Regions from separate parts of the Homo sapiens genome. Here region 1 is linked to region 2. A link is an interaction called in ENCODE POLR2A ChIA-PET data of the cell type or tissue named here. Cell type or tissue: GM12878. All regions are shown on one strand. Links, peaks and the distances in the headings refer to the core of each region. The heading gives the core; the rest is flanking DNA.

Region 1 (16,694 bases), core at 4,765-7,264, 100 kb before region 2:
TCACGTGATATCCCATCAGAGATCTATGTTGGTGTTCTGAAGCCTGCACTTTGAGAAATACTATTTCCTTACTTGAATTGGCCCTGGTGTGGTTTGTATACTCATTTGCTCAGATCAACAAATCTGTTTCAACCTGGTATTGTAGCCAGAAAAAAAGATTAAGGCAGAAGAGTGGTCGTTCCTGTTATTTTCTGGTGGGGCATATATTAGGAGTTTGGGAGCAAGAAAGGCAGAAAATCAGTACTATTTAACAAAATAATCTTATTAACAGGGATTTTAATATATCTGAAAAATCAGTGCCAGTCAGTGGTGTAGTGGATTACTAAGTCACCTTTGCTATCCAGTGGTTGCTTTTCTCTAACTTCAGAAAGATTTGGAGAGATAATTTAGATATATATTCAACCTAGATTCCAGTGATCCTTGAATTTTTAAAATTTCTGGCAACACTACTAACACGCTAACATTCTAAGACCAAAGTTCTCATGAAAAATAGAGATCAAAATGACTGTTAACCCATCATTTACCCTTTGCAGACTTTGTAGGATGGAAAATTTACTTGAGTAGAATATAATCAGTGAAAGGAAGAATGTCTCTGGCATGTGTTAAAGCTAAGGAAGACATGGCTTATGGATAGCTTTCATCTGGGGCCTGGAAAGCTGAGCAGATCATTTTCCTTGACTTCTTTCTCTTGCTCTTCACTGGATCACAACTTCACCGGGCCAGTGTTTGGGGGAGCCTTCTCCAAACTTATGGAGATAATAAAGTTGACATAGAGCAGCAACATCACATAGTTATTTTAAAATTTGTGAGAAATATGAAAGATTTTAAGGAGCTAGAGTAAGACTGATACCTACTTTAACTCATTGATCTCAATGGAGTGTATTTCTGACTGAACTAGAATTGTGAAAACGGATCAAAAGGGATTTGCTTACTTCAAAAACTTTTTGCATCCATTCATCAAATTGGAGAACATCAGGACTACAAAAGACCTTAAATGGGCATATAAACCTTCCTCCTATTTTACTCCATCTGCTAGTTAATTATCCTATGGTACTGGTACTATGTAACACCAAAATGACCAATCACCATCTATATTAGTAAGATATTACCACAATAATGCTGCATAACAAGCTCCCCTCCTAAAACTCAGCACAATGCAATAATAGCTATTTCATTTGCATTCACATATTCGTGGATTAGCTAGAGATCAGCTGATGAAAGGTGGGCTCAACTGGGCTTTGCTCTAAGTTGTGGGCTGGATCCAGGTCTGTTCTACAGGTCTCTCATTTTCCTTGGGCCGTGGCTAAATGAGCATATTCTCATGGTGAAATGCAGGAGTGCAGGAGAATAACTTAACTTCACAAGCACATTTCAAGCTCTGTTAGCATCAAATCTATTAACATTATATTTGGCAAGGCCAAAATCAAGGGGGCAGGAAAATACACTCTACCTGCCACAAGGTTATGGCACAGATGTGGATGCATTAAAAATATTACAGGGCAGTGAAAAATTGGGAGCAATAATTTAGTCTACCACATCATCCCCATGTCTTTCAACTGTTTCTCATACGACATGATTCTGAGACCTCTCTCCATCCTGGGAGCTCTTCCCTTAGCATGATCATGTTTTTCCTTATTTCTCTGAAGATGTACTGGGCTCATGGCTATATAATATTTCAGGCATGGTTGATAGTCAGCAGATACATACCAGAGGTCATCCCTTTATATTAGCTGTGGCATCTATTAGCTCTGGTTCCATGTATTGCTGGAACTATACACAGTAGAGCCAATTTACCACCACTGTCTTTGTGAAGGTCTATTTTTACATGACGTGAGATTCTAGTGACGTTTTTGGTATCAATATGTTGCTAACAAGTTATTAATTAGCCACCATACTCTTTAATTAACTATCTTAATAATAAAGTTTCCATTTCTATTCTCATTTTGCAGTCAGTTAATGCTTTGCTTAGGAAGAACACATCTTATAGAATATTTTATATAATCTATTGAAGTAGCATGTTTTTTTAACAAACCAATCAGAATATATGAGTGTAAGTGTGTGTGCGTGTGTGTGTATGTGTGTGTGTGTAAATTCTCCAAATGAAGAGTCTGTTTTAAAGTGGGAAGTCATAAACATATTCAAAATGTTTGTGAACATACTTTTGAATGTACAGTACCTGCCATAGCAGTATAAAATCCATGGGCATTCACAATAGATTTAGATGTAGGTCCTTGGAGACTGCAACTCTGCTTATATAGAAACAGTAGTCAAGGTCCTGTTTCTTACTATTCTAATGGGCATATTGTTAGATCTTATGGAAGAAAATGAAAAAAAACTGTTTAGCATAGCTGTTCTGTAATATTAACACCATATACCTTTTTTCAGAGTCCTGAAAAAGTACATAAGTGACTTTCAAATCCTAAAACAGAAAGTAGCGCCCAGAGATCGGTGCTATAATTAATGATCTCAAGATGGCTTAGCAATAATTCTGATCTATAAGCTTTTGCACATTGCTATTCCCCTATCAAAAGGTGGAGTGTTTTTCCCTCCCTTTGAACCCAGGCAGGCTTTTGTAACTGCCTCAACAATGTAGTAGAAATAACAATGTGACACTAGTGCATGAAAGGCAACATGACTTTCACCTACCCACCCCATTCCTCCCTTGAGATGCTTGTCTTTGGAACCTAGCCACCACGATGTGAGGAAGACAAGTAGCCACAGGGAAAGACTATTTGTAGGCTTTAAAGCTAAAGCCTGGGAAGTTTAGTCTGCTAGCTGACAGATGACGGTACCAGTTACCACACAATGTGAGTAAGTTAGCTTTCAGATGATTCCACCCTCCAGCCTTTCAGACAATTTGCTGAGGTTGAGTACAGCAGAGATGGGCATCCCTGTCAAGCCCTACTCAAATTGCAAATTGATGAGCAAAATAAATGTTTTCTGAGGTACCTGTTATACGGTAGATAACTGGAACAGAAGCAGGGCAGAGAAATCGGTCATTGGCTTGAGGGGTTGTGGGGACAATAGAGAGTGGAGATGGTGGGTAAAAGAGGTGTTTTGAAAAAAGCAGAAGAAAAATAATGAGTTTGGTTTTAAATATGTGGTGTTTGAGCTGCCTGAGAGAGGTAAACAAGTAGAGCTGTCCAGTAAGCATGTGAATATCACAAGTAGAGCTGTCCAGTAAGCATGTGAATATCACAAGTAGAGCTGTCCAGTAAGCATGTGAATATCACAAGTAGAGCTGTCCAGTAAGCATGTGAATATCACAAGTAGAGCTGTCCAGTAAGCATGTGAATATCACAAGTAGAGCTGTCCAGTAAGCATGTGAATATCACAAGTAGAGCTGTCCAGTAAGCATGTGAATATCACAAGTAGAGCTGTCCAGTAAGCATGTGAATATCACAAGTACAGCTGTCCAGTAAGCATGTGAATATCACAAGTACAGCTGTCCAGTAAGCATGTGAATATCACAAGTACAGCTGTCCAGTAAGCATGTGAGTATCACAAGTGGAAGAGTTTGAGGAGTCATCCCTCCGAAAAGAGTACTGGCCTGGGAGGCTACAGACAGGATCGCTCATTACTTAACCCCTAACTTGCTGAGAGACCATGGGCAAGCCCTCTTCCTCTCTCAGAATCAATACCCCTGATATACACTGAGAGAGATGAAATTTTAGGGTTTGTTTTTGCTTTGCTCTAACAGCGTGTAACAGTGTTTATTATCAGATGCTTATGTATTTCTTGTTCTGTCACAGAAACATAATACAGTTGAAATCCTGGTGATCTTAAATAAGTTTACCATTCAATGAAGATAATTCAAAGATCAAATTTATCATCTAAGAGCTTCTGAAAGAAAAAAGACATCAAATGTAACTTGGACTTCTCAGAGTAACATTAATAAGACTCTCTTATGTACTCATAGAATATAATTCACCTCAGAAAATCAACCTAAGGAAGCCCACATGATATGGGGTGTGCTGACTCTGTCACAAATAGAAAGGGGGTACTTCTGACCAATCCTAACCTAGGTATATTGGAATATGTGACCATTACTTTCAAACAGATTGTACATAATTCCAACGTTGACTCTCTGCTTTTATCATGGAGCTATTTCCAATATCATGTGTCCAATGTGGTTCTTAATCTTGTTGGAGTTTCCAAGATAGCTAGGGAAAGTCTATCCAGAAGAGACTTTCTTTACACAATTTTTCATGCAGTCATGAGGAGTTTACAGATCTCCTCTTCCAGATCATGGACTAGCAGGCTAAGCACCTTCAAATTAAGACTGTTATATTCTCTTTACCAGTAGATCAACTTCCAAACAACACTTACTGTGTAATCATGGGCAGGCTTCTCAAATTCCTTACTACCCTGCTTTCCCATTTACTGTTTTATTATAATCTTTTTAAAAATAGACTTTAGTTTTAAAGCAGTTTTAGGGTATCAGGAAAATTATGCAAAGTATAGAGTTTCTATACATCCCATTACCTCACACATGCACAACCTTCCCTATTATTGATATCCTCCACCATAATGGTACATTTCTTGCAACTGATGAACCTACATTGATGCTTCATTCTTACCCAAAGTCCATAGCTTATGTGACGGTTCATACTTGGTGTTGTACATTCTTTGAGTTTCAACAAATGTATGATGACATGCATCCCCATTATAATATTATACAGAGTAGTTTCACTGCCCTAAAAATCCACTACCTATTCATTCCATTTAAAAAATCAGTGATTTTTTAATGTCTTCATAGTTTTACCTTTTCAAAAATGTCATATAGCTGGAACCATATAGTTAGTAAAGTTTTCAGACTGGGTTCTGGGTTCTTTCACTTAGGAATATGCATTTAGGTTTCCTCCATGTCTTTTCGTGGCTTGACAGTAGTTTATTTCTTTTTAGTGCTGAATAATATTCCATTGTCTTGATATATCAGTTTGTTTATCCATTCACTGACTGAAGAACATCTTTGTTGCTTCCAAGTTTTGGCAATTATAAATAAAGCTGTTCTATTTCTAGTTTGATGATAGATTGTATAACAAATGGGTGTGACATTTTGTCAAATTCTTTTTCTGTACCTGTTCATATGATTATGTGATTTTTCATTTTTAGTCTGTTGATGTGATGGATTATCATTTATTGTTTTAAGGGCAGTAAATAAGCAGAAAGAATAATATCTACCTTGCAGTATCATTTTAAGGCCTAAACTGACTAATGCATGTAAAAGGCCTAGCCTTGCAAATGGCATGTAATAGGAGTACAGTAACTTACCATTTTCTTCTTTTTAATCCCTCCAACAAAGGTGTAAACTACTGATGCTCAAGCCATGATCCCCAATCTGCTCCCAGAAAAGCTCTAAATCTCCTGCCAGAGGAGCACCCAGGCACTTGGGAGGACGCTACCACCATGTGGCTACCTCAGCCTTCTGATCCTTGCTAACTTATCAAAGGGCAAGTTTTGTGGTGTAGTGCTCCTACAATATCTTCAAAACAATAATTATCAGCATCATCACACACAGTTTTCTTATGCTTAGCAGTGCAAGTGCCTGCAAGATCATTACATATTAACTGATAAACAGATTTTTTGACCCTACAATCTGTGAAATATCATAACTGGTACAATGGAAGAAAAGGTCCATGGCTTAGAGTCCATCAGTGTTTAATTCCTCCCAGAGAGTGTTTGGAGAGATCCAGATTCATGTCAGTGACTTAATGGAGCTTTCAAACATGTTGACCAGAAGTAGGATGGACTCCAGTAGGAGTATTGTCCACAGTAAATTACATGCACACTTTGAGAATTGAGATAGCAAGAGATAAGCATTTTCTTAGACTGGCTGTCATGAAGTTCTGAAACAGTCACACTTTGAAGATTAAGGCTTGCCTACTCTATCTTCTGTACCCCCCTGACTTTGTTGTATAAAATAGAATGGGTTGGGGGGTCACATGGAGTTGGTTAAAGCTGAAGTCTAGCAAAAGAATACGCTAAGACAGACATGGATCTTCCCTGTGTGTCCCAGAGCCAGGCCTGCCTCCTGAGGCGCCCTGCTAGAGGGCCTGTGTGCTTGTGGGTGTGGGTTGTGGTCTGCTGAGTCATTGCTCTTTATTATAATTACAACTAATGAGGCTGTTGCTTTACAGGCAATTTTGTGGGCTTTCCTGCAGTTTTACTAGTTAGGAAGTAATTCATAACTATGAAGACTCTGCCTTCTTCCTAAATTTATGTGCCTAGGGAAGGGAGGTGTCTTATGTCAGAGGCGCCTAAGAAACTGCCATAGCAAAAGTCAGTCCCCATTCATTCCATGCAGCAAACATCCATTGACAGCTCCCTTGGGGTCAGGCCCTGGGGTGGGGGTGGGAAGTTGGAGAGGCGGCAGGGTTGAAGATGACATAATCCATGCCTTCACAGAGCTTGCAGTATCATGGTGGTAACAGACATGCAAACAGGTCATTCAAAAGTCGAAGGCAAAGCCAAGAGAGACCTGGAAAATCACCAGAAAGCACCTGGGATGCTGTTCAACTAAAAATCCCCAGATAAAAATGTCTTCAATCCAGAAAAAGAAGGCCAGGTCTTCTTATGCCATTGCCCTATTTAAAAAAAAAAAAAAAAAAAAAAAAAAAAAAACTTTCCACAGATACCCAGCAACTTAGAGAAAACAATTCAAACTTCAATTGTCACTTTACAAAACCTGGCTCCATCCTACCTTATAACCTTATCTCCTCTGGCCAAGGCTTCATTCTGCCCCTATGTTTTCTCACTGCTATACTGTTTCCCCTGTCTTGTGGGGTTTTAAAAATAATTTTTAAATAATTTTTATTGTGAAAATTATACAAGCTAGTGAAAATAAGTAAAACTGATGGTGGCAGCAGCCTATCTAGAGTGGCTGCTTTGAAGACGCCAGCAGCAGCGGGGAAGGCATGGCAAGGGCTATGCGCTCTGTGGAGCCAGTGGGTGCTGTAAACAGGTGATCCAAGTGGGAACCCCACCAAGTTGGCATGGCAGGAGCCCCTGCTCCCGGGTGCAGCTGTAGCCACCCAGCCATGGCTCTAGACCCAGGCATCCCTGCACTCTTAGGAGCCCAGGGAGTGCCTGCTCCTGCTCCCTGGCCTCTCCCTGCTCCTGGTGTCTGCTCCAGTGTGGAGCAAAGTTGTGGTAAACCCGGCTGAGTGTGCACATGCTTGGGGTGGCATTGACATGCTAGCCCTCTGCTGCCTTGGCCCCCTCCGGACTTTGGGAACTGACAAACACAGGAGGGCAGAGGGGGGCTGAGGGGGGCTTGGCATGGGTCTACAGGCACTCCTCAGCATGGAAAGCCTGGGCACCATGGGTGGCATGTTGATGGCAGCAGAGGCAGACAGGTTCCTGGGGGAAGGGGCAGGTCCCCAGTGAAACCTCACCTTCAAGCCAGGCCTGAAGCCTGGGGCCCGGGGGCCAGGCTGCCAGTTAAGGTGGAGTCTACCACATGGAGTGAGAATTTCATTGGCGCCTTTCAGACAATTGAATGGTGCTTTTTCAAGCCCACCCATGGCCACTCATGGACCAATCAGCATGCACTCCCTCCATTCTGAGCACATGAAAACCCCCAGACTCAGCTAGATATATTTCTGCTAGGTTTTCTAGTTTGTGTGCATAGAGGTGTTTATAATAGTCTCTGAAGTTTTTATTCGTATTTCTGTGGAGTCAGTGGTAATGCCCCTTTGTCATTTTTTGTAGTGTTTATTTGGATTTTCTCTTTTATTATTTATTAGTCTTGGTAGTGATCTATCAATCGTATTTATTTTTCAAAAATCAACTTTTGGTTGTGTTGTTCTTTTGTATGGCTTTTCTCATCTCCATTTTGTTCAGTTCAGCTGCGATTTGGGTTATTTCATTTTTCTGCTACCTTTGGTGTTGGTTTGCTCTTGTTTTTCTAGTTCCTCTAGGTATGATGTTAGGTTGTTAATCTGAAATCTTTCTAACTTGTTGATGTGGGCATTTAGCACTATAAACTTCCCTCTTAGCATTGCTTTAACTGTGTCGCAGAGATTCTGATATGTTTTATCTTTGTTTTTATTACTTTCAAAGAATTTCTTGGTTTCTGCCTTAATTTCATTGTTTACGCCAAAGTCACTGAGAAACAGATTATTTAATTTCCATTCTTTTTACTAATTTATATTTTTTTAGGTCTATGGTCTGAGACTGTGGTTGGCATAATTTTCTTTCTTTCCTTTTTTCAATTTGTTGAGAATTCCTTTATGGCCAAGCATCTGTCCAATTTGAAAGTATGCGCCTTGTGCAGATGAGAAGAATGTGTATTCTGTTTTTGTTGGGTGGACCGTTCTGTACATGAGTGTTAGGGCCATTTGGTCAAGTGTAGAGTTTGAGTTCTGAGTATCTTTGCTAGTATTTGGCCATGATGATTTGTCTAATACAGTCAGTGGGGTGTTGAAGTCTTCCACTATTATTATGTGGTTATCTAAGTCTCTTTGTAAATGTCTAAGAGCTGGTTTTATGGATCTGGGTGCTGCAGTATTGGGTGCATATATATTTAGGATATATTACATAATGACAAAGTGTTCAATTCAACAAGAAGATTTTGTTATCATTATGTAATGTCCTTCTTTGTCCTTTTTTATCATTGTTAGCTTAAAGTCTGTTTTGTTTGAAATAAGAATAGCAACTCGTGCTCTTTTTTGTCTTTCATTTGTTTGATAGATCTTATTGCATCCCTGTACTTAGAGCCTATGAATAACCTTGCGTGTGACATGGATGTCTTGAAGACAGTATACAATTGGATGTTCCTTCTTTATCCAACTTGCCACTCTGTGCCTTTTTTTTTTTTTTTTTTTTTGAGATGGAGTGCAGTGGTGCAATCTTGGCTCACTGCAATCTCTGCCTCCCAGGTTCAAGCAGTTGTCCTGTCTCAGCCTCCCCAGTAGCTGGGACTACAGGCGCACACCACCTCGCCTGGCTAATTTTTGTATTTGTAGAGATGGGGTTTCACCACATTGCTCAGGCTGGTCTCAAACTCCTGACCTCAGGCAATCCACCCTCCTCAGTCTCCCAAAGTGCTGGGATAACAGGCGTGAGCCACCACATCCAGCCCACTCTCTGCCTTTTAAGTGGGGCATTTAGCCCATTTATGTTCAAGATTAATATTGATAGGTACAGATTTGATTCTGTCATTGTGTTGTTAGCTGGTTGTTATGTGCACTTGATTGTGTAGTTGCTTTATAGTGTCAATGGTCTGTGGACTTAAGTGTGTTTTTGCAGTGGCAGGTACCAGTCTTTTATTTTTATGTTTAGCACTCCCTTAAGGACCTCTTTTAAGGCAGATCTGGTGATAATGAATTCCCATAGTACCTGCTTGTCTGAAAAAGGATTTATTTCTCCTCCACTTATAAAGCTTAGTTTGGCTGGATATAAAATTCTTGGTTGAAATTTGTTTAAGAATATTGAATATAATCCCCCAATCTCTTCTGGCTTGTAGGGTTTCTGAGAAAAGGTCTACTGTTAGCCTGATGGGGTTCTGTTTGTAGGCGACCGGCCCCTTCCCTTTAGCTGACTTTAACATTTTTCTTTTATATTTACCTTGGAGAATCTGATGACTATGTGTCTTGGAGATGTTTTACTTGTATAGTATCTCACAGGGGTTCTCTAAATTTCCAGAATTTGCATGTTGACCTTGCTGGCAAGGTTGGGGAAAATTTCCATGTATCATATCTTCAAATATGTTTTCCAAGTTGCTTGCTCTCTCTCCCACTCTCTAATGGATGCTGAAGAGTTGTAGATTTCATCTCCTTACATAATTCCATATTTCTCAGATATTTTGTTCATTATTTTTTTTCTTTATATTTATGTTACTGAGTTAATTCAAAGAACTGGTCTTTGGCCAGGTGCAGTGGCTCACACCTGTAATCCCAGCATTTTGAGAGGCCGAGGCAGGCAGATCATTTGAGGTCAGGAGTTCAAGACCAGCCTGACCAACATGGAGAAACCCCGTCTCTACTGAAAATACAAAAATTAGCCAGGCATGGTGTTGCATGCCTATAATCCCAGCTACTCAGGAGGCTGAGGCAGGAAAATCACTTGAACCCAGGAGGTGGAGGTTGCAGTGAGCTGAAATCGCACCATTACACTCCAGCCTGGGCAACAAGAGTGAAGCTCCATCTCAAAAGAAAAAAAAAAAAAAAGAACTGGTCTTCAAGCTCTGAGATTATTTTCTCAACTTGATCTATTCTGCTGTAAATACTTCTGATTATGTTATGAAATTCTTGTAGTGAGTTTTTCAGCTTTATCAGTGCAGTTTGGTTCTTCTTAAAATGGCAATCTCATCTTTCATCTCTTGACTCATTTTACTAGATTCCTTGAAATGGGTTTCAAGTTTCTCCTGCATCTCAGTGATCTTTGTTGACATCCAGATTCTCAATTTTATGCTTGTCATTTTAGCCATTTCATTCTGATTAACTGTTTCTAGGGAGCTAGTGCAGTTTTGGAGGTAAGAAGACATTCTGGCTTTTAGAGTTTCCAGGGTTCTTTCACTGGTTCTTTCTCATCTGTATGGGCTGATGTTCCTTTAAATGTGGTACAATTTGAGTATGGCCAGTTGTCTTCATTTCTGGATGTTTTCAGAGGGCTGAGGCTTTCTGAAAGGCCCTTATTTGTGGTTGAATTCTGTCTTTTATTTCACAGGGGGGTATATTCACAAAGTATTTTGGCATTGAAGTTTGAGCTTCAATCCAGTAAATCCAGTAGATGGTGCTTAAGCATAATGGATGGTAGGTAGGCCCTTAGCCAAGTGTCTTCTCTGTATTTTCTTGCATTTGTAGCCATGCTCCCTCTCAGTGCTCTGAGAGTGTGGGCTCCTTTCCCCCTCAATGCTGGCTGTAGACGTCGGCTTGACACTCCCAGTCTGTGTACTGCAGCTGTGGGGCTAGCTCAGGCTTTTGTTCCCTCCCCAACTTGGGGACAGCATGGGCAGAGACCTTGGCACTGGCAATGGCAGAGGGCCTTTCACTTGTCCCTTGGTACTCCACCCCAGAGAAACACAGAGCAGCTACCAATCAGAAACATCAGCCTAGGGTGGGACAGCTGCATTGTGGGCCCAAACTGAGGAGCCCTGCCTGGTGAAGAGCAAGAGGGTGGGGGGCTTGCGGGGAAGACAGTCTGGCTTCTCTGTATGGTGGCTATGGCATGCTGGAGGTGTGAGTAAAGCACTCAGGCTCTTTGTTCCCTTCTTGGACTGGTGGTAGCAAGGGCAGGTACTGCTACATTGGCAGTAGCAGAGGGGCTGTCAGATACCTCTGGGAATTCCACCCCAGAGAGACACAAAACATTGCAAAGGGGAACCTTCAGGCCAGGGTGAGGTAGCTACACTGCAGGCCCATGCCAGGGGTCCTTCTGATAAGGACAGGAGAGAGGGAAATACTGGGTAGAAGATGGCAGTTTCCTGGCAAAGGCCCCACCCTCAAACCTGAAGACCCACAACCCTAAATGAAGACAGACATTCCTGTTTTTGCACCCAAAAAGTTGCCTTTTGGCCCACCATGACCCCTGTCCTGCACCCATATAAACCTCAAACCCCAGGCTCCAGAAGCAGACCAGCAAGCCAGCAGATCAGCAGACAATGGCAGAATGACACAGCAGAGAAAGAGAGAAGAGGAGGATCATCTGAACACCAAGAGGAGTTCCACTGAAGTGGTTGGAGAGGAGTCCACTGGGGGACCCAACTCCAGGGGTATATCACCTTCCCATTCCATCCCCTTCTTCTAGCTCCCCATGCATCCTGCGGAAAGCCACCTCCACCACTCGGTAAAACTCCGCATTCATCCTTCAGGCCCATGTGTGACCCTATTTTTCTTGGATACTGGGTGAGAACTTGGGATACAGAAAGCTGTCACATTGGCCCTCTGCCCTTGCAAAAAGACAGAGGGCCTATTGAGCTGAATAACACTCAAGCAAAGCTGACACTGCTGCAGTGGCAATGGAGAAGAACTTGTGGGATTCTCTGCCTCTGGGATTTCCTCCTCAGAGAAATGCAGTATTGCCACCCACTGAAATGTTCAGGCAGGGTTGACGTAGCTATACTGGAGGCGCAGGTTAGGAGGTCCACCCCAGTAAAGAATAGGAGGGGCAGGGACTCATGGGAAAAACTGTTTGGCTGCTTTTCCATAAGGCAGCTGTGGTTTGCTGGAGGCCTATGATAGAACTTAGGCTCTTTCCTCCCTCCCTCCATAGACTGAGGGCTGTATGAGTGGGGGCTGTGGCAGCTGCAACAATGGTGGGCCTGTCAGTTGCCTCTGGGACCTCCATCCCAGAGAAATGCAGATCTTCTATGGGTCCAAGTGCTCAGGAAGGGGTAGGGTGACTGCACTGGGGTCCTAGGCCAGTTGACTATGCCTGACAAGGTGTACCAGAGACAAGGCCTGTAGTTCATCTGCTCCTCAGCACCATGGGTGTAGTCACTATCCTGGGGGCATGCAAGCTGGAGCTGGGGTGCTTAGGGATTCAAGGACCTTGGGCTCCATGGAGGCCTGAGCAGCAGCTCTTTCCAGCTTCCATGCAGCTCTCAATTCAGTCTGGAGGCCCTGGGAGGAGGGAGCAAGGGAGAATTTCCTATGCCCAGGATTGCAAAAGTCTGTGGCAGAAGTGTCAGTCTCTAGGGGTTCTCACTCACTCATTTCCCACGGTGGTAAGCCTCTCTTGGCTCTGCACCAGCCCTGAGTGGGTGGCTGTCCTGTCTTGCTTTTCTCTGCTCTACATGGTTCACATTGCTTCTTTGATGACTCTCAAGAAAGCAATGTTCAGGATGTCCTCCTGAACATTCCAGCTGAAGAGCTAGTGTTAACTAGCCAGTCTCATCTGCTTTCTGTGAGAGTGGCACACACTAGCTACTTCTAGTCAGTCACCTTGTCCAAGAAAAATTTGAAGTTAAGATTTTAACATATGAATTTTTTTTGGAGGGGGGCGGATACAAACATTCAGTCCATAACACTTCATGATAAAAACACTCAAACAACTAGAAAAAGAAGGGAACTTCCTCAACCTACTGCATCTATGAAAAACCTACAAATGTCATTATACATAATGGTGAGGGACTGAATGCTGTCCCCCAAGATCAGGAAGAAGAAAAATATGTTCACTCTTTCCACTTCCATTCAACACTGTACTGAAGTTTCAAGCCAGGACAATCAGGCAATAAAACAAAATAGAGTATTCTGGCAGTCGTTCAAATTATTAAACATAGAGTTACCTCGTATGACACAAATTTCACCATCTCCTTGACTCTCTTTTTAATTGTCATTCTAGTAAGTATGTAGTGGTATCTCATTGTGGTTTTAATATACATTTCCGTAATGACTAATGATGCCAAGAATCTTCTCATGTGTTTATTTGCTGTCTATGTATCTTCATAGGTTTAAAGTTTATTTAAATCCTTTGTTCATTTGTTCATTTAGGTGTTCATTTTCTTATTATTGAGTTTTGAAAGTTGTTTATATATTCTAGAATTAAATCCTTTATTAGCTATATTATTTATATGCTTTGCAAATATGTTCTCTCAGTCTACACCTTGTATGCATTCTCTGACAGTGTCTTTCAAAGAACAGAAATGTTTATTTTGATAAAGTTCAATTTATCATTTTTATTTCTCTTCTATTAATCATGACTTTGGTGTTGTAGCAAAGAAATCTTTGCTTAACTGAAGGTCACAATTTTCTCCTATGCTTACTTCCAGAAGTTTCACAATTTTAGGTTTTATATTTATGTCTGTGATTCGAGTTAATTTTCTTAAATGGTGTAAAGTATGGAACCAAGGTTATGTTTTATTTTTTGTGTGTTTTTCCATATAGATATCCAATTGCTCCAGCATCATTTATTGCAATGTACTGTACTTTCATCTACATTATTTATTTTATTGCCTTTGTTCTTTCATCTACATTAAATTGATCATATCTTCTGGTTCATTGATCTATTTTTCTATATTTATGTCACTACCTTGCTTTCTGTAGCTTTATAATAAGTCTTGAATTCAGGTGGTGAAAATCCTTTAACTTTTTTCTCCTTTTTCAAAGTTCTGGTTATTGTAGGTTCTTTGAATTTCCATACGAATTATAAGACCAGTTTGTCAATTTCTTAAAAGAACTGCTGGACTTTTAAATGGGACTATGTTGACTCTGTACATTAATTTGGGGAGCATTGACACATTAACAATCCATGAATATGTTACAGATCCCCATTTAGTTATGTTTGCCTCAATTTTCTTAGCAATATTTTACAGCTTTCAGTGTACAGTTCTTTTGCATGTTTTGTCAAATGTATCCCTATATATTTTTAAGCTATTGTAAATGGTATTGTAATGGTATTGTTTTTAAATTTCAATTTCTGAATGTTCTTTGCTACTATTTAGAACTACAATTAATTGTTGTACATTGATCTTGTATCTGCTAAATTCAATTATTAGTTCAAATAGTTTTCTTGCAGATTCAATCAGATTTTCTACCTAGATATACATGTCATCTGCAAATAAAGATAATTTAATTTTTATTTTAAATCTAGATGCTTTTTATTTCTTTCACTTTTCTTATTTACACTGGTGAAAACCTTCACTACAATGTTGAAGCAGTGGTCTTTAGCAGACTAAAGAATCCTTCTATTCTTAGTTTACTGAGCATTTTTATCAGGAATGGATGTTGGATTTTGTCAATGCAAGGTTAGCTGAACATTTGAAAATCAATGTAATTTACCATATTAACAGACTACAAAAGAAAAGTATATAATCACCTCAATAGGAAACATTTGACAAAATCCAATTCAATTTTCTGTAAGAGTTTGCAAATTGCTATTATTTCTTTTTCTAATGTTTAGTAGGATTCGCCAGTGAATCTACATGGCTCCAGAGTTGTCTTTGCAGGAAGGTGATTAACTACAAATTCAATTTCTGTAATAGATATAGCTTATTCAAATTTTCTATAGCTTTTCCAGTGAGATTTGATACTTTGCATCTTTCACAGAATTTTACCACTATATCTAACTTAGTAATATTATTGACAAAATATTATTGGTAATAGTCCCTTATTTTTTTTACCATCTAATGTATCTGAAGAGATGTCACCTCTGTCACTCCTGACGTTAGTAATTTGTGTCATCTCTATGTTTTCTTACTAGTCTGGCCAGAAGCTTATCAATTTTACTGATCTTTAAGAACTATCCATTTCATTGATTTTAAAAAATATTCTGCTGTATTTTATTTCATTGATTTCTTCTCTGATTTTTATTATTTTTTTCTGCTTAATTTATGTTTTATTTGCTTTTCTTAATCTAATTTTTAAATATTAGTGCTGATGTAATTGATTTGAAACCTCTCTTCATTTCCAATATAAGCATTTTTTAAGAAGACAAAAATATAGCTATTTATTCTTTTTCAGTAAGTTTCATTACTACTAAGGTATAAGCGTTTAAATTGTTTGTGTAAGCAGTTATTCTTTTTACCCCAGTTTTACATTTTGTACCACGAGTTACAACCTCCCACACAGCATAAAACAAAATATCATTTAAAATGTGATATCCTGGCCGGGCGCGGTGGCTCACGCCTGTAATCCCAGCACTTTGGGAGGCCGAGGCGGGTGGATCACGAGATCAGGAGATCGAGACCATCCTGGCTAACACGGTGAAACCCCACCTCTACTAAAAATACAAAAAAATTAGCCGGGCGTGGTGTCGGGTGCGTGTAGTCCCAGCTACTCGGGAGGCTGAGGCAGGAGAACGGCATGAACCCGGGAGGCGGAGCTTGCAGTGAGCCGACATTGCGCCACTGCACTCCAGCCTGGGCGACAGAGCGAGACTCTGTCTCAAAAAAAAAAAAATGTGATATCCTGCAAAAACTACAATCAAATTCACCAATTAGAATATATTGCATCTAAATTAAAAACATATTTAAATTTTTAAAAATAATTTCAACTTTTATTTTAGATTCAGGGGGTACATGTGCAGATTTGTTACATGGGTATATTGTGTGATGCTGAAGTTTTGGGTATGAATGATCCCACAACCCAGGTAGTGAGCATAGTACCCAACAGGTAGTTTTACAGCCCTTACTCCCCTAGCTCTAACCCCTCTCTTGTAGTCCCCAGTGTCTATTGTTGCCAACTTTATGTCCATGTGCACCCAATGTTTCTAATATAAACTTTTTGATACTTATAAATTTCCCTCTAATGACTACTTAAGCTGCATTCTACAAATTTTAATATGTCGTATTTTTATTTCTGTTTATTTTTGGATACCTTATAATTTCTCTTTTGGTTGATTTTATCAACCCATTGGTTATTTGAAAGTGTGTTGTTTACTTGCAAATAGTTGAGGATTTTTCCAGTTATATTTCTAGCATTGATTTCTAATTTAATTCCATGTTGTCAAAGAACATAAGTTGTGTTCTTAAATTCATGTTCTAGAATATGATTTATTTTGTTAAATGTTCTGTGTACACTAAAAATAATTTGTATTTTGCTGTTGAGTGGAATGTTCTATAAATGTCAATTAGATTAGCTTGGCTGAGACTGTTGTTCAAATCTCCAATAATCTAATTGATTTTCTGTCTACTCGCTCTGTCAATTATTGATAGAGGGGTATTGAAATCTGTAATTGTGAATTTGTCTATTTTTCTTTGAAATTCTATTAGTTTTTGTTTTTTGAGTTTTGAAGCTCCATTTTAAGGTTTA
Region 2 (16,694 bases), core at 8,609-11,108:
AGAATAATCACTCTCAGCTCTCCCTCATTATAACTGCTGTGCACAACAGCCAAGCTAAAGGATAGGCCATCACAGAAGTAGCCTTGCTCTAAGTAATTCCAAATCTTGATGAGCTAAGTTTTTGCTCAGATGATGAGGGGGACTTTCATTTGTTCATCAGTCTCCTTGGCTGGGAAATTTATGGTAATTGACACGGTACCCTCAATTATACTGCAAATATTTTTTTAAAGAACTGCCAGTGAAATTTTTCAGATGGGTCTTTCATTATCTCAGATTCTGACAATTTCAGGCCAAATCCTTAGCATAATTTTATAGAAGTCACAGAGTGTCAATTTTGTGAGTCTCGGCAAGTCATGTGTTATTTTTTTTATTGGCTTAGAAGTTGGTACGTTTTATGCTTTTGTAGTTTCGAGGCCAGAATACAGCAGCTGTCCATTTGCTCATGTTTATAAGGTTGGTAGCTGATGGTTACACCCATATATGCCATCAACATTTGTGGAGACTGTGGCAATCAGATATGGCCACATTATTCCATGTTGGCCAAACTTCATTCAACCATCCAAACCAATTATATGCCTAATAAATTAAAATAGGCCCTGATTCTAGTCTTGTTTGTTATAAACACATTCAAATAATCTTAAGGCAAATCACACAAAATAAATGAATTCAGCAAAAACAAATCCTTTTGCAAATTAACATTACACATTTATCATTTACCCATGCAGATAGCTAATCCTGCAAACCACTGTCTCCATGGAAGCACCTATCAAAGCTCGTACTCTCTGCTGCATATATTTCACATGGAAATCCCACACTTTCACATTCAGTCTATGATCAGAGGCTCATGTGTCTGAAGCTTCATAGTGTCTCTCAGTCCATGCATCCAAGCTGGCTGGGTCACTGCTCTGGGACAGTATCCTGCATGCCAAATGATAAAATTAGTGAATTTAAATAAATAGAAACTACAGAAATTCTCAGGTTGTTTGTCAACTTTGTGTAGGTCACCTGCTGTTGCTTTGCAGGTATCTTTAGTTTGGTAGTTCTCAGTGTGAGCTGCACATTAGAATTACTTGAGGAGCTTTTTAAACACATCAATGGCCAGAATTTACACCAGAACAGTTAACTTTGAATCTCTGGAAGTGAGACTGGGCACTGATATAGTAAAAACTTTCCAGGTGTTTCCAATGTGCTGCTATAGTTGAGAAGTGCTTCTCTGGATGAACCACAGTTACAGACACTCCCATACAGTCATTGTGGACCTTGCTGCAACTCAAATTTCATTTTTAATATTCATATGCCAGAACGATTTGGTAAAAAATGAATTTTCACCTGGGAGTAGTTTGTCCTTCCAAAGGAATCTCTATTGGTAGAATTCTTGAGGGAGGAAGAAAAATTTGCAGTCCCCCAAGTTGTACATCTTCTTAGGGATAGTTTTACTTCCTTCACTACAGATGTTTGGGTAGCTCTGAGCTGTGACATAAGTTCACTATGCCTACTGATAAGAGTGGCAAGGGGATGAAAGTCTTCCTCCAAGCTGTATTCTCAAAATGGTGTCCTTAGGGAGCCTTACAGAACAAGTCCTGTACCACACCAGGGCTGAAAAGTCAGCTGATATTTTGTCCCAGTCTCTTTAAATGACCTTAATTTACTAAGACAAACGTACCTTAGAAGCATGTAAAATATCTATAATAATATAGATAATATATAATATTATAGATAATAAAATATCTATAATAAAATATAAAGATATATTCCATGTTCACAAGTGGGAATAATTAATATTGTTCAAATGTCCATACTGTCAAAAATAATCTACAGATTCAATGCAATCTCTATCAAAATTCTAGTTACATTTTTCACAGAAATAAAAAACGTCCTAAAACTCATATGGTAGCCCAAAAGATCCCAAATAACCAAAGCAATCTTGAGAAGAAAGAACAAAGCCATCGGACTGCCTGATTTCAAAATCTACTACCAAGCTATAACAACCAAAACAGCGTGCTACTGGTATAAGAATAGAAACATAGACCAAGGGAACAGACTAGAGAACCCAGAAATAAATCAACCCATTTACGGTCAATTGATTTTCAATGAGGATGCCAAGAACACACAATAGAGAAAGGACAGCCTCTTCAATAAATAGTGCTGGAAAAACTGGATATTCACATGCTGAAGAATAAAATTAGACTCTCATCCTATCCCATATACAAAATTAAACTCAAAATGTATTAAAGACTTAAACACAAGATATGAAACTGTAAAACTACTAGAAGAAAACATAGGGAAAAGCTTCATGACATTGTTCTGGGCAACGATATTATGGCTAAGGACAGAAAAGCACAGACAACCAAAGCGAAAACTGGCAAATGAGTTTACATCAAGTTAAAATAAAAAGCTTCTGCACAGCAAAGGAAATAATCAACAGACTGAAGAGACAACCTACAGAATGGGAGAAAATATTTGCAAACCATGCATCTGATACAGAGTTAATATCCAAAATATATAAGGAACTCAAACAACTCAATAGTAAGAAAGTAAGTAGCCAGATTAAAAAAATGGGCAAAGAACCCAAATAGACATTTCTCAAAAGAATACATACAAATGGCCAGCAGACATATGAAAAAATGCTCAACATTATTAATCATGAGGGAAATACTAATTTAACAACAAGGAGATATCACCACATACCTGTTAAAATGACTACTATCAAAAGACAAAAGATGAGAATTGTTGGTGAGGATGTGGAGAAAAGGGAATCCTGGGACACTGTTGGTGGGAATGTAAAGACATTATGTAGTATAGTACAGAGCTTCATCAGAAAACCAAAACTAGAACTACCATGATCCATCAATCCTTCTTCTGAGTATATACCCAAAGGAAATTAAATCAGTATGTTGAAGAGATAGCTTGTATTCTCACGTTCATTGTAGCATTATTCACAATAGTCAAGATATGGAGTCAACCTAAGTATCCATCAATGAATGAATGAATGAATGAATGAATGAATACAGAAAATGCAATACACTGCATAAATATAAAATAGAATACTATTATCCCTTTTAAAAGAAGAAAATCCTGTCATTTGGGACAACATGAATAAGCCTGGTAATAAATTTATAATAATAGCTAACGTATTATTGAATATGACTATTAATTTATTTAATATTTATAACTCCTTATTTCCCCCATTTTGTGGGTTGTCTTTTCACTTTCTTATTTTTTTAAGATTGGAGAGTTGCCTTTTATTTTTAAAGATCGGTGATTCACCTTTTATTTTTAATTTTTGGTGGTACGTGGTAGGTATATATTAATGGGGTACATGAGATATATTAATACAGGAATACAATGTGTAATAATTACATCAGGGTAAATGGTATAAGTATCACATCAAGAATTTACCCTTTCTTTGTGTTACAAACAATCCAATTTTAGTTATTTTAAAAGGTACAATAAATTACTGTTGGCTGTAGTCACCATGTTGTGCTCTTAAGTAATAGATCTTATTCATTCTATCTAACAATAATTTTGTACCTATTAATCATCCCCTTTCCCCATCCCCCCGATACTACCCTTCCCATCCTCTGGTAACCATCATCGTACTCTCTATCTCCATGAGTTAAATTGTCTTAACATTTTTAGCAATGATAAATAAGTGAGAACAGGCAAAGTTTGTATTTCTGTGCCTGGCTTATTTCATTTAACATAATCACCTTCAGCTGTGTCCATGTTGCTGCAAATTACAAGATCTCATTCTTTTCCATGGCTGAATAGTACTCCATTGTGTATATGTACCACATTTTCTTCGTCCATTTGCCTGTTGATGGACACTTAGGTTGCTTCTAAATCTTGGCTATTGTGAATAGTGCAGCAATAAACATGGGAGTGCAGATAGCTCTTCAATATACTGATTTCCTTTCTTTGGGTATATACCTAGCAGTGGAATTGCCAGATCATATGGTAGTTTTTTAGTTTTTTGAGGAACCTCCAAACTGTTCTCCATAGTAGTTGTATTAATTTACCTTCCCACCAACAGTGTACGAGGGCTCCCTTTCCTCCACATTCTTGCCAGCATTCATTATTGCGTGTATTTTGGATAAAGCTATTCCAACTGGGGCAAGATGATAGCTCAATGTAGTATTGATTTACATTTCTCTGATTATCAATGATGTTGAGTACATTTTCCTATGCCTCTTTTCATAGGAAACAGGCATAGAATATTTGTATGTCTTCTTTTGAGTAATGTCTATTTAGATCTTTTGTTCATTTTTAAACCAGATTATTAGTTTTTTTTCTGATCGAGTTAATATATTCCAGTTATTAATGACTTGTCAGGTGGGTAGCTTGTAAATATTTTCTCCCATTCTGTATGTTGTCTTTTCACTTCGTTAATTATTTATTTTGCTGTGCAGAAGGTTTTTAGCTTGATATTATCCTGTTTGTCCATTTTTGCTTTGGTTCCCTGTGCTTTTGGGGTATTACTCAAGAAGTCTTTGATCATTCCACATGTCCTGGAGAGTGTTCTCGATGTTTTCTTGTAGTAGTTTCATAGTTTAAAGTTTCAGATTTAAGCATGTAGTCCATCTTGATTTCATTGTGGAATATGGTAAGAGATAGGAGTATAATCTCATTCTTTTGCATATGGCTATCCAGTTTTCTCAGCATCATTTAATGAAGAGACTGTCCTTTCTGCAATGTGTGTTCTTGGAGCCTTTGTCAAAAAGAAGTCACTATGGATGTACAGATTTATTTCTGGGTTCTCTGTTATGTTCCGTTGGTCTGTGTGTCTGTTTTTATGACAGTACCATGCTGTTTTGATTACTATACCTCTGTAATATTATTTGAATTCAGGTAATGTGATGCCTTTAATTTTGTTATTTTTGCTCAGTACGACTTTGGCTATTCAGGGATTTTGTGGTTTGATATAAATTTTAGAATTATTTGTCTATTTCTGGGATGAATGTCATTGGTATTCTGATAGAGATTGCATTGAATCTGTACACTATTCTGGATAGTATGAACATTTTGACAATATTAATTCTTCCAATCTATGAAAATGAAATATCATTCCATTTTTTGGCGTCCTCTTCAATTTCTTGCATCCACGTTTTATAGTTTTCTCTGTAGAGATTTTTTTTTTTTTAGATGGAATTTCGCTCTTGTCACCCAGGCTGGAGTGCAGTGGTGCAATCTCGGCTCACTGCAACCTCCACCTCCTGGGTTGAAGCGATTCTCCTGCCTCAGCCTCCAGAGTAGCTGGGACTACAGGCGCCCGCCACCACGCCTGGCTAATTTTTGTATTATTAGTAGAGACGGGGTTTCACTATGTTGGCCAAGATGTTCTCAATCTCCTGACCTTGTGATCTGCCCGCCGCGGCCTCCCAAAGTACTGGAATTACAGGTGTGAGCCACCACACCCGGCCCATTGTAGAGATGTTTTTGCATCTTGTGGTTAAGTTTATTCCTAGGTATTTTATTTTATATGTAGCTATTATAAATACCATTACTTTCCTGATTTCTTTTTCAGATTGTTTGCTGTTGGCATATAGATATGCTACCAATTTTGTAAGTTTATTTTGTATGCTGCAACATTACTGAAAATGTTTATCAATCCTAATAGTTTTTTGGTGGAGTCTTTAGGTTTTCCAAATAAAGATCATAACATCTGCAAAAAAGGGTAATTTGACTTCTTCCTTTTCAATTCGTATGTGCTTTATTTCTTTCTCTTGCCTGATTGCTTTAACTAGAACTTCCAGTAGTATGTTGAACAACAGTGGTGAAAATGGGCTTCCTTGTCATGTTCCAGATCTAAGAGGAAAGGCTTTTGTATTATTATTCTTGATCTTTGGGAGTTCGATTATTTAATGTCTCTGAGGTAGTGTTCTTTTGGTTAAATCTGCTTGATGTTCTATAACCTTCTTCTACCTGAATATTGATAGCTACCATAGGTTTGCAAAGCTGTTATTATTCCTTTGAATAAACTTCATACCCTAATCTTTCTCTCTCCACTTCCTCTTTAAGACCAATAACTCTTAGATTTGCCCTTTTGAGGCTATTTTCCAGATCTTGTAGGCATATTTCATAGGTTTATATTATTTTTTCTTTTGTTTTCTCTGACTTTATATTTTCAAATAGCCTGTCTCCAAGTTCCCTAATTCTTTCTTCTTGTTCAATTCTGCTGTTAAGAGATTCTGGATGTCAATTGCATTTCTCAGCTCCAGAATTTCTGCTCAATTCTTTTTAATTATTTAATCTATTTGTTAAATTTATTATAGGATTCTGAATTCCTTCTCTTTGTTATCTTGGGTTTCGTTGAGCTTCCTCAAATAGCTATTTTGAATTACATGTCCGAAAGGTCACATATCTCTGTCTCTCTGGGACTGATCACTGGTGCCTTATTTAGTTCTTTTGGTGAGGTCATGCTTTTCTGGATGGTCTTGATGCTTGTAGATGTTTGTCAGTGTCTGGGCATTGAAGAGTTAGGTATTTATTGTATCTTTCTCAGTCTGGACTTACTTGTACCAGTATTTTTTGAGAAAGCTTTCCAGGTATTTCTAGTGACTTGGGTGTGGTGATCTAAATCTATGTTAATTGCAGCCATGTCTGCTTCAGGGAACACCTCAAGCCCAGTAGTCCTGTGGCTCTTGCAGACTTATGGAGGTACTGCCTTGGTGGTCTTGGATAAGATCTGGGATCATTTCTTGGATTACCATGAAGAGACACTTGTTCTCTTCCCTTACTTTTCCCCAAACAAATGTAGTCTGTTTCTGCTTCCTGGAGCTTCCTGGAGCTGGAAGAGGGATGACACAATCATCCCCATGGCTACCACCTCTGGTAGTATGCTGGGTCAGACCTGAAGCCAGAATAGCCCAGGATCTCACCCAAAGCCCGAGTGACCACTGCCTGTCTACTGACTATGTTCACTCAAGGCCCAAGGACTCTACAATCAGAAGGTGGCAAATCCAGCCAGGCTTGTGTCCTTCCCTTCAGGGAAGCGAGTTCCCCCAGCCCCAGATGGGTCCAGATATGCTGTCCTGGAGCCAGAGCTTAGAGTTGGGGGCCTTCGGAATCTACCTGACCCGGTATTCTACTGCAGCTGAGCTGGTGCCCACGCCAGAAGACAAAGTCTTTTGCACTCTCCCCTCCCTTTTCTTCAAGCAGAGGAGTCTGTTCCTGGGCCACCACTGCCTCAGGCCCAACGCAAGTACTGCCTGATTACCACTGATGTTCACTTAAGGCCCAAGAGCACTTCAATTAGCTTGCAGTGAATGCTGCCAGACCTCACTGTCCCCCTTCAGGACAGTGGGCTCCCCTCTGGCCCAGGGAAGGTCCAGAAATACCATCCAGGAGCCAAGTCCTGGAATTGGTGACCCCAGGAACCCACTTGGTACTCTATTTCACTGTGGCCCAGCTGGTACCCAAGCTGCAAGACACAGTCTCTTTTACTCTTCCCTCCTCTTTTTCTCAGGCAGAAGGCATATCTCCCCCACCACAGCTGGGAATGTACTGGGTCACACCTGAATCCAGCACAGCTCTGAGTCTCATCCAAGGTCCATGGTGAATACTGCCTGGTACCACTGTTGATTATTCAGGGCCCAGGGGCCCTTTAGTTAGCAGATGATGGATTGTGCTAGGACTGGGCCCTTCCTTTCAAGGCAACAGGTTCCCTTCTGGCCCAGAATTTGTTTAGAAATGTAATCCCAGAGCTAGACCCTGGAATGGCAGCCTCAGTACTCTCCCTGGCATCATATTCTATTCTGGCTGAGCCGGTATCCAAGTTGCAAGTCAAAGCCCTCTTTATTCTCACCTCTCCTCTCCTCAAGCAGAGGGAAGTAGTCTCTCCTAGAGCTGTGAACTGAACTGCCTGGGGTTAGGGGAGGAGTGACACAAGTACTCCCTTGGCCTCGCTAGCTGGTGTCCCATGAAGTCATGTTCACCCCAAGTCCACTGGCTCCAAGCCCAGCATAGCACCAAGACTTGCCCAGAAATTGCAGTCCTTGTGGCCTAGACTGCCTTTCAAGTTTATTTAAGACTCCAGAGAACTTTAGCCTATGTTGGAGGAGCTTGCTGGAATCCAGGTTCCAACCACTGGGATGGACGATTTGCCTCTGGGTAGGGCTGGTCAAAAAGCTCTCTCCACGGTTGCTGGATGAGTTCTGTCTTTATTGTTTTCCACTGTGACAGAGCAGCACTGAGTTCCAATGCAATGTCCCACAGGTGCTACACTTGCCCTCCCCCAGGCACACAGATTCTCTGCACCATGTGGACCCTGCCAGGGGATGCGGGAGGAGTGGTGTTGGCAATTCAAGACTATCTTTCCTATCTTCTTCAGTGCCTCTTTCAGTGACATGCAGCTAAAACCAGGTATTGTGATCACTCACTTGACTTTTAGTCCTTATGAAGGTGCTTTTTGTGTGTAGATAGCCATTCAACTTGCTGTTCCTATGTGAAGGGACAGTCACTGGAGGCTTCTATTTGCCCATCTTGCTAGATCTCCTCTGAGCTTTGCCCTTCACTTTCTTGATACTATACTTTGAATTGTAAAAGTTTTGCTTTTGATGAAGCCCAATTTATCTATTTTTTATTTGGATGCTTGTGCTTTTGGTGTCATAGCTAAGAAATCATTGCCTAGTGCAAGGTCACAAACACTTATCCTTATATTTTCTTCTAAAAATTCTGTAGATTTAGCTCTTACATTTAGATGTTTGATGAATTTTGAGTTAATATTTGCATATGGTATGAAGTAAAGGTACACATTCGTTTGCCTGAGATATTTAGTTGTCCTAGAGCCATTTGTTGAAGTCAGAATCCCCCAAAACTTAAAGCTAATAGTCTACTGTTGACCAGAAGCCTTACAGATAACAAATATTAACAGTAAATTAACACATATTTTGTATATTATATGTATCATATACTTTATTCTTTGAAAGTAAGCTAGAGAAAAGAAAGCATTATTAAGAAAATTTATAAGAAGGAGAAAAACATTTACTAGTCTTTAAGTGGAAGTGGATTAACATAAAGGTCTTCATCCTAGCCAACTTCCTGTTGAGTAGGCTGAGGAGGAGGAAGAGGGGGTTGATCTTGCTGTCTCAGGGGTGGCATAAATGGAAGAAAATCTGTGTATAAGTGGAACCTTGAAGTTCAAATCCATGTTGTTCAACAGTCACATTTATATGCTTCTAGCTGCCATGCTCTCTCTCTCTCTGCCTGACTGTTCATCCTGTCTCCTGTGATGTGGGAATGAAGCATTGCCCTCCTGACTCGTTGTACTCTCCCTGTCCAGAAGCTGTAAGAAAAAAAAAAAAAATCTTTGAACTTACTTCCTTTTGTGGTGGTATATTGAATTTGTGCCTTCCATCTGATGAATCAGGGGCTGCCCCAGGTCAAATTTTCCCCAGAATGCCAGAGAGAACAAAAGGTCAGTCTCCCAGCTCCAGAGTGATGGTCATGCAGGCATAAACTGGACACGAGTCAGACAAGAGCCGCAAGGGCATCTGCCAGTATAAACAAGTTTCTCATGTGAGGGACCCCTTGGTTGCATGTTGAACAAGTAGGCATTAAGTCATTCACTAGGTAAAAAAAAATTATCTTATGAAAGGCACAATATAAACTCTAAAGCCCAGCTTCTCTTCATTTTCCATTAGGGCAGGGTTACTAGTTGCTCTGGTACTGGAACCCTAATTTAGCTGGAGGCTCTCAAAACACAGTATCACATTGTCTTGGTTTCTGGAAATTTGTAGTAAGTTTTGAAATCAGAATGTGTGAGTCCTTCAAATTTGTTTTTCTTTCTCAAGATTGTTTTGGGATTAAAGTTCCCTTACATTTCTATAAAAATTTTGGAATGAGCTTGTCCATTTCTGCAAAAGATGGCAGCTTGATAGGAATTGCATCAAACTAGTAAATTGATATGGGGAGTATTGTCATCTAATGCATATTAAGCATTCCAATCCATTAACACAGGCTGTCTTTCTATTTCTTTAGGTCTTATTTTTATTGTCAATTTCACTAGGCTATCTAATTGTGAACATACATTGCCAACATCTTCCTGATGGATTTACCCTTTATCATTATAAAATGTTCCTTTATCTTTACTAATAATTTATTTTTGTTAAAGTCTGTTGTCTCTGATATTATTATAGCCATTCCAACTCTCTCTTTTTATCATTTTCATGGTATATCTCCTTTCATCCTTTTATTTTTCATCGAGTTTGTATTTTTGAATTTAACATGAGTCTTCTGTAGACATGATACAGTTGGATCACATTTTTATCCATTATGTCAATCTCTTAATTGTAGAGCTTAATTCATTTACATGTAACATAACTACAGATAGAGAAGAACACAATTGTGCCATTTTGCTACATCTTTTATATATGCCATACCATTTGTTCTTAGTTTCCTCTATTACTAGAGGAAATTTGTGGTAAATAGATATTCTTTAGTGTACCATTTTAATTCCCTTGACACATTGTTTACTATATATTTTTCAGTTATTTTCTTGGTGTTTGCCCTGGGGGTTAAAAATAACACCTTAATTTAGAATAATCTTATTCAGATTAATACTCATTTAACTTCAATAGTATGCAAAAGCTTTGTACCTGCAGTTTCAAACTCCTACTTCCTGCTGTTATTGTGACAAGTTACTCTTTATACACTGAGTTCTCATAAACATAAATTTACAATTATTGCTGTGTGCAGTTGTCTTTTCAAATAACTAGAAAAAGAGGATTTACAAATTAAAAATTCATTTATACTGTCTTTTATATTTACCTATGTAGTTACCTCTACTGGTGTTCTTTTTTCCCACTTGTATTTGACTTACTGCTCTCTAGTCTCCTTTTATGTAAGCTTTAATGATTCCCCTTAGCATTTCTTACAGGGCAGATCTGTTAGCAATGAACTCTTCCCAGAATCTTTTTTTTTCTATGTTGAGATGTCTTAATTTCTCCTTCATTTTTGAAGGATAGTTTTCCCAGATGTAGAATTCCTGGGTGCAAGCATTTTTTTTTAATTTCAGCACCTTGACTATGCCATGTTACCATCTTCTGGCTGATGTGATCTCCAGTGAGAAATTAGCTGCTAATTTTATTGAGTATCCCTTGTAAGTGGTGATGAGTTATTTCTCTTGCTGCTTTCAAGATTCTATCTTTGCCTTTGAACAGTTTGGTTATGATATGTCTAGGTGTGGATCTCTTTGAGTTTATCCTTCTTATAGTTCATTGAACTTATCGGATTACAGATTAATAGTTTTGTATAAAATTTGGTAATTTTTCAGCCATTATTTTCTCCCATACTTCTTTTGCCACTTTGTCTCTCTCATTCTGGAACTTCCATTATACCTATGTTAGTACACTTGATGGTGTCTCACAGGTCTCAGATGGCCTTGCTCTTTTTCCTTCACTCATTTTTCTATTTCTAAAACAGGATAATTTCACTTGTTGAAACTTTACAAAGCACTTGTGGACATGCATTCCCCAGCCTTTCTTCCAAGGCTTTTTGGTTAATCTATTGTTTGCCCTGATTATTATGCATTGCCTCAAGCAGCAAAGACTAAAACTTTTGCCTATAAGTATTTTTGACAAATGCCCCCAGGGTAGCAACATGAGCAGTGGGGGAGTTCTGAGTCAGATGAAATAAAGAGAGGGCTTCTGGTTGGATCTTCCAGGGAACCACTAGATAAAATAATGACAATTCTTTGCAAATGAAATCTCTACTCCCTCCAGAACCAGTGATATGGGCTGTTATATTTAAGGATAACTCTGAGCTGGTTAGTGAGGAATAGTACTAGGGTAAATGAAAATACCATAAAGCTTGCTGTTCTTATTGAGATTCAGCAGTGCATTTTTTGAATAAGTGCCCCCATGGGTTGCTGCAAGACTTGGTTAACTTTCAGAGTTACAAAAAAGTTGACTCTGATAATTTTTGCCAGTTTTTTAAATTGACTTTTTTGGGGGGCAGATTTTTGGAGTTCCTTATTCCAGCATTTCACTGAGTTCACCTTTTATACCATTTTTGAGCATTTTCTGTGTTACAGACACAGAAATATCTGTCTTTATAATGACCTCATTTCATCCTTGTAATAGCACTTTAATGTGGGTATCATTCTGTTTTAATAGATAGAAATTTATGATAAAATGCTCTAAAATTGAATTATATTGATAGTTGTAAAACTCAGTAAACAAGAGAAATCATTGAATTGTACACTTAAAAATGCATAAGAAAACTGAGGCTCAGAGACATGAGATTACACTTGGAAGTAGCAGAACTGTATTAATCTGTTTTCACACTGCCAACAAAGACATACCCGAGACTGGGCAATTTATAAAGAAAAAGAGGTTTAATAAACTCACAGTTCCACATGGCTGGGGAGGCCTCACAACCATGGCAGAAGGTGAAAGGCACATCTTACATGGCAGTAGTCAAGAGAGAATGAAAGCCAAGCCAAAGGGTAAACCCCTTATAAAACCATTAGATCTCATGAGAACTCACTCACTACCACAAGAACAGTATGGGGGAAACAGTCCCCATCATTCAATTATCTCCCACCAGGTCCTTCCCACAACATGTGGGAATTATGGGAGCTAAACTGCAAGATGAAATTTGGGTGGAGACAGGGCCAAACCATATCATTCCACACCTGGCCCCTCCCAAATCTCATGTCTACACATTTCAAAACCAATCATGCCTTCCCAACAGTCCCCCAAAGTCTTAACTCATTTCACCATTAACTCAAAAGTCCACAGTCCAAAGTCTTATCTGAGACAAGGCAAGTCCCTCCCGCCTATGAGCACGTAAAATCCAAACCAAGTTAGTTACTTCCTAGATACGATTAGGTAAATACACCCATTCCAAATGAGAGAAATTGGCCAAAACCAGGGGTCTAAAGGCCCCATACAAGTACAAAATCCAGTGGGGCAGTCAAATCTTAAAGCTTCAAAATGATCTCCTTTGACTCCGTGTCTCAAATCCAGGTCACACTGATGCAAGAGGTGGGTTCCCATGGTCTTGGGCAGCTCCAGCCCTGTGGCATTGCAGGGTACAGCCTCCTTCCTGGCTGCTTTCACGGGCTGGAGTTGGGTGTCTGTGGCTTTTCCAGGCACACATGCAAGCTGTTGGTGGATCTACCATTCTGGGGTCTAGAGGACAGTGGCCCTCTTCTCACAGCTCCACTAGGCAATGTCCCAGTGGGGACTCTGTGTGGGGGCTTCAACCCCACATTTCCCTTCCTCAATGCCCTAGCTGAGGTTCTCCATGAGCGCCCTGCCCCTGGAGCAAGCTTCTGCCTGGAAATCGAGGCGTTTCCATACATACTCTGAAATCTAGGCAGAAGTTCCCAAACCTCAATTCTTGACTTCTGTGAACCTGCAGGCTCAACACCATGTGGAAGCTGCCAAGGCTTGGGGCTTGCACCCTCTGAAGCCATGCACCGAGCTGTACCTTGGTGCCTTTTAGCCATAACTAGAGCAGCTGGGATGGAGGGCACCAAGTCCCTAAGCTGCACACAGTGGAGAGCTCTGAGCCCACCCCAAGAAACTATTTTTTTCCTCCTAGGCCTTGGGGTCCATGATGAGAGGGGCTGCCTCAAAGGTCTTTGACGTGCCTTGGAGCCATTTTCCCCATTGTCTTAGCCATTAACATTTGTCTCTTGGTTACTTATGCAAATTTCTGCAGCCAGCTTGATTTTCATGAGTTTTTCTTATCTATTCCATGTCAGGCTGCAAATTTTCTGAACTTTTATTCTGTCTCCCTTTTAAAACTGAATGCTTTTAACAGCCCCCAAGTCACGTTTTGAATGCTTTGCTGCTTAGAAATTTCTTCCACCAAATACCCTAAATCATCTCTCTCAAGTTTAAAGTTCCACAAATCCCTAGGGGAGAGGCAAAATGCCACCAGTCTCTTTGCTAAAACATAGCAAGAGTGGCCTTTACTCCAGTTCCCAACAAGTTCCTCATCTCCATCTGAAATCACTTCAGCCTGGATTTCATTGTCCACATAATTATTAGCATTTTGGTCAAAGCCATTCAACAAGTCTCTAGGAAGTTCCAAACTTTCCCAAATTTTCCTGTCTTCTTCTGAGCCCTCCAAACTGTTCCAACCTCTGCCTGTTTACTCAGTTCCAAAGCTGTTTCCACATTTTTGGGTATCTTTACAGCAGTGCTCCACTCTATCAGTACCAATTTACTATATTATTCATTTTCACACTGCTGATAAAGACGTACCCGAGACTCAGGTAATTTATAAAGAAAAAAAGAGTTTAATGGACTTACATTTCCACATGGTTTGGGGGGCCTCACAATCATGGTGGAAGGCAAAAAGCTTGTCTTACATGGCAATAGGCAAGAGAGAATGAGAGCCAAGTGAAAGGGGAAACCCCTTATAAAACCATCAGCTCTCATGAGACTTATTCACTACCATGAGAACAGTATGGGGGAAACCACCCCCATGATTCAGTTATCTCCCACTGGTTTCCTCCCATAACATGTGGGAATTATGGGAGCTACAACTCAAGATGAGATTTGGGTGAGGACACATCCAAACCATATCATGAACCATAATCTAAATCCAGGTCTGTCTAAGTTAAAAAAAAAAGTTTTTCTACATCAGGTGGCCTCCTATGGTGGGGTCAAGCTGAAAGCTTGCTAAATCAGAATAAAGAAGATATAGGGAAATTGCTACCAGTTGAGGCTGGAAGTGAGCACCACAGATGGGCCCACATTCCCACAGGGAATAAGCACTTCCATAAGTTTTGTTCAAGTTATTATCAGATGAAATGTACAATAGGGAATGCATAAGTAAGGTGCAGCTGCACTAAGTTGCTCTGTGTTCTTTCCATGTGGCTATTACCCTGGCTTTCCAGGGATAAGTGTACTTTTTATAAAATTGATCTCTGTTTGTATGGAATTTTCTTTAAGGCCAAGTATAACATCTCTGACTTCACATAGAAAGATCTTGAAAGCCCTAGAAGATTTAAAGAAGAAAGTACTTTCTCAGAAAACCCTTCCTGACTTTCAGGCCAGGACAAACCCCTTCTTTATAGGCTGTTGAGGGTCTCTTAACCTTCCCTTTGGAGCACTTGTTATTATAATTTTACATGTATTAATATGACTACTGATTGTTTCCCTCATAAGACTTCAAGCTCCTTGAGAGTAGGTAAACTGACCCTCTTTTCACCTCTGTGCCAGTGTCTGACACAGAGAAGGTGCTCAGCAAATATTTGTGAATGAACTAACAGGAAACTTAGCTTCCTTCCTTTATACAGTCTGACCTTGAAATTAATCTCTTTTAAGAGGATAAAAGATTAAAAATATAGAGCATTGGTAAAAATAAATAAGATACAATATAGTAAAAAGAGACACAGAAGAAATAATCAAACCATTCTTATAGGAGTAGATCCAGGTCTTGCTGTGTCTAAATCTCATAGAATTTGAGGAACCCCTCTTTAAGAAAAAGAGTTTCTGCCAAAATACATAATTGCTAGGACCCCCACCCAGTCACAGACATGGGCACAAATTAAGGTCCCTTATTATCCGGGCAAAAGCAGCTGTAAGATTCTGCCAGGAAGCTCATGCAGAGTCCACAGATGAACCCCACCTGGAGCCAAGACTCCTGGCTGTGGGCTTGCCTAGCATAGAGGGAGCATTTGATCTCCAGCAGCCATAGAAAGGGTGTGCTGCTATCCCACTACCAAGTTTCCAGGCAGCTGGCAGTGCCACCTTCTCATCAATATCTCTGGGTTCCAAGTACCCTAGGTTGCCTACTATGATTAACCCCTGTTGTAGATTGCTCAGGAGAGTCTTTTCGTTTCCTGCTCCCTAGAGGCACAGAGAAGAGGATACAGGCCTTCCTTTTGGAGAGAGAGAGAGATAAGGTGAAAAGGAATATTGTAAAGACTAGCAGCCTCCTTGAGAACAGGGAGTGCACCAGAGACATCACCTCTGGCTATGCTGGCACAGAGTATGGACTCAGCTAATATCTGTGGCATCAAAGTGGACACAGTCTGACAAAAAGAGCCACCTTCCAGTCTTGTTTCAATCCCAGCCCTCCAGCCTAGTAGGAAGCTGCAGAGTTACTCAGTGTCTGCTTGGCAATCACCAACGGTTCCTTCCTTCTTAGACCAAAGCTGCATCTCTCTGGATTAACTGAGCCACAGAATACACAGGCCTTTTGCTATTACTTCAAAATAGTGTCCTTTTGCAGAAATCATGCCATCAATCCAATGGACATGCCTCCCTCTGCGAACAGTGAGGCCAGGGACAAATAAATGGCCAGTGCACATCATGAATCCCTCCGTGACAGGGCAGCTTGGAGAAAGGAATGGAGTTCAGCACATTTGTATAAAATAAAAACGGATGGGTTCTGTTCTGCAACAATCTGAATTTCAGCCACTCTGACATCTAAAAATGCCTTGCCCATCTTCTTCACTGTCAAATACTTTAGAGCTTGGGCTGCTTGTCAGGGCTTTTTAGTGGGAATATAAGCCTAAAAGGATACACTTTCAAAAGAATTCCTGCACCTTTCACTAACAGCAAGGCAACCAGATCTCCTAACTTCTGCAATTCAGGGCCCACCTGTAGACCAGCTTTATCATGCTCAGAAAAGGAAAAGAAGAACAAGGGCAATGGCCACTAGCAGGAGTGGAGCATCCAATTGCCAAGCCTTGAACTTGCTCCCCATTTGTCATTTCTCCATTTATGTAA

The links. Peaks named below come from ENCODE experiments on the same cell type or tissue, not always from the same donor. Only the 100,000 strongest peaks of a DNase experiment are listed, where the experiment ranks them.
Region 1: POLR2A ChIA-PET joins it to region 2 with 10 read pairs; 2 of 35 experiments call an interaction of 5 or more read pairs at or near these places.

Annotation. Positions count from the first base shown.
Region 1 is chrX:149,139,849-149,156,542 of GRCh38, forward strand. No RefSeq gene overlaps it. Among named protein-coding and RNA genes, the nearest start is that of IDS, 360 kb to the right of the region's middle. RefSeq lists enhancers at 6,625-7,126, 7,127-7,626. In GM12878, for the core only: no CTCF peak of the experiment used is centred there; a DNase peak (open chromatin) is centred at 6,215.
Region 2 is chrX:149,239,051-149,255,744 of GRCh38, forward strand. No RefSeq gene overlaps it. Among named protein-coding and RNA genes, the nearest start is that of IDS, 260 kb to the right of the region's middle. In GM12878, for the core only: no CTCF peak of the experiment used is centred there; no DNase peak of the experiment used is centred there.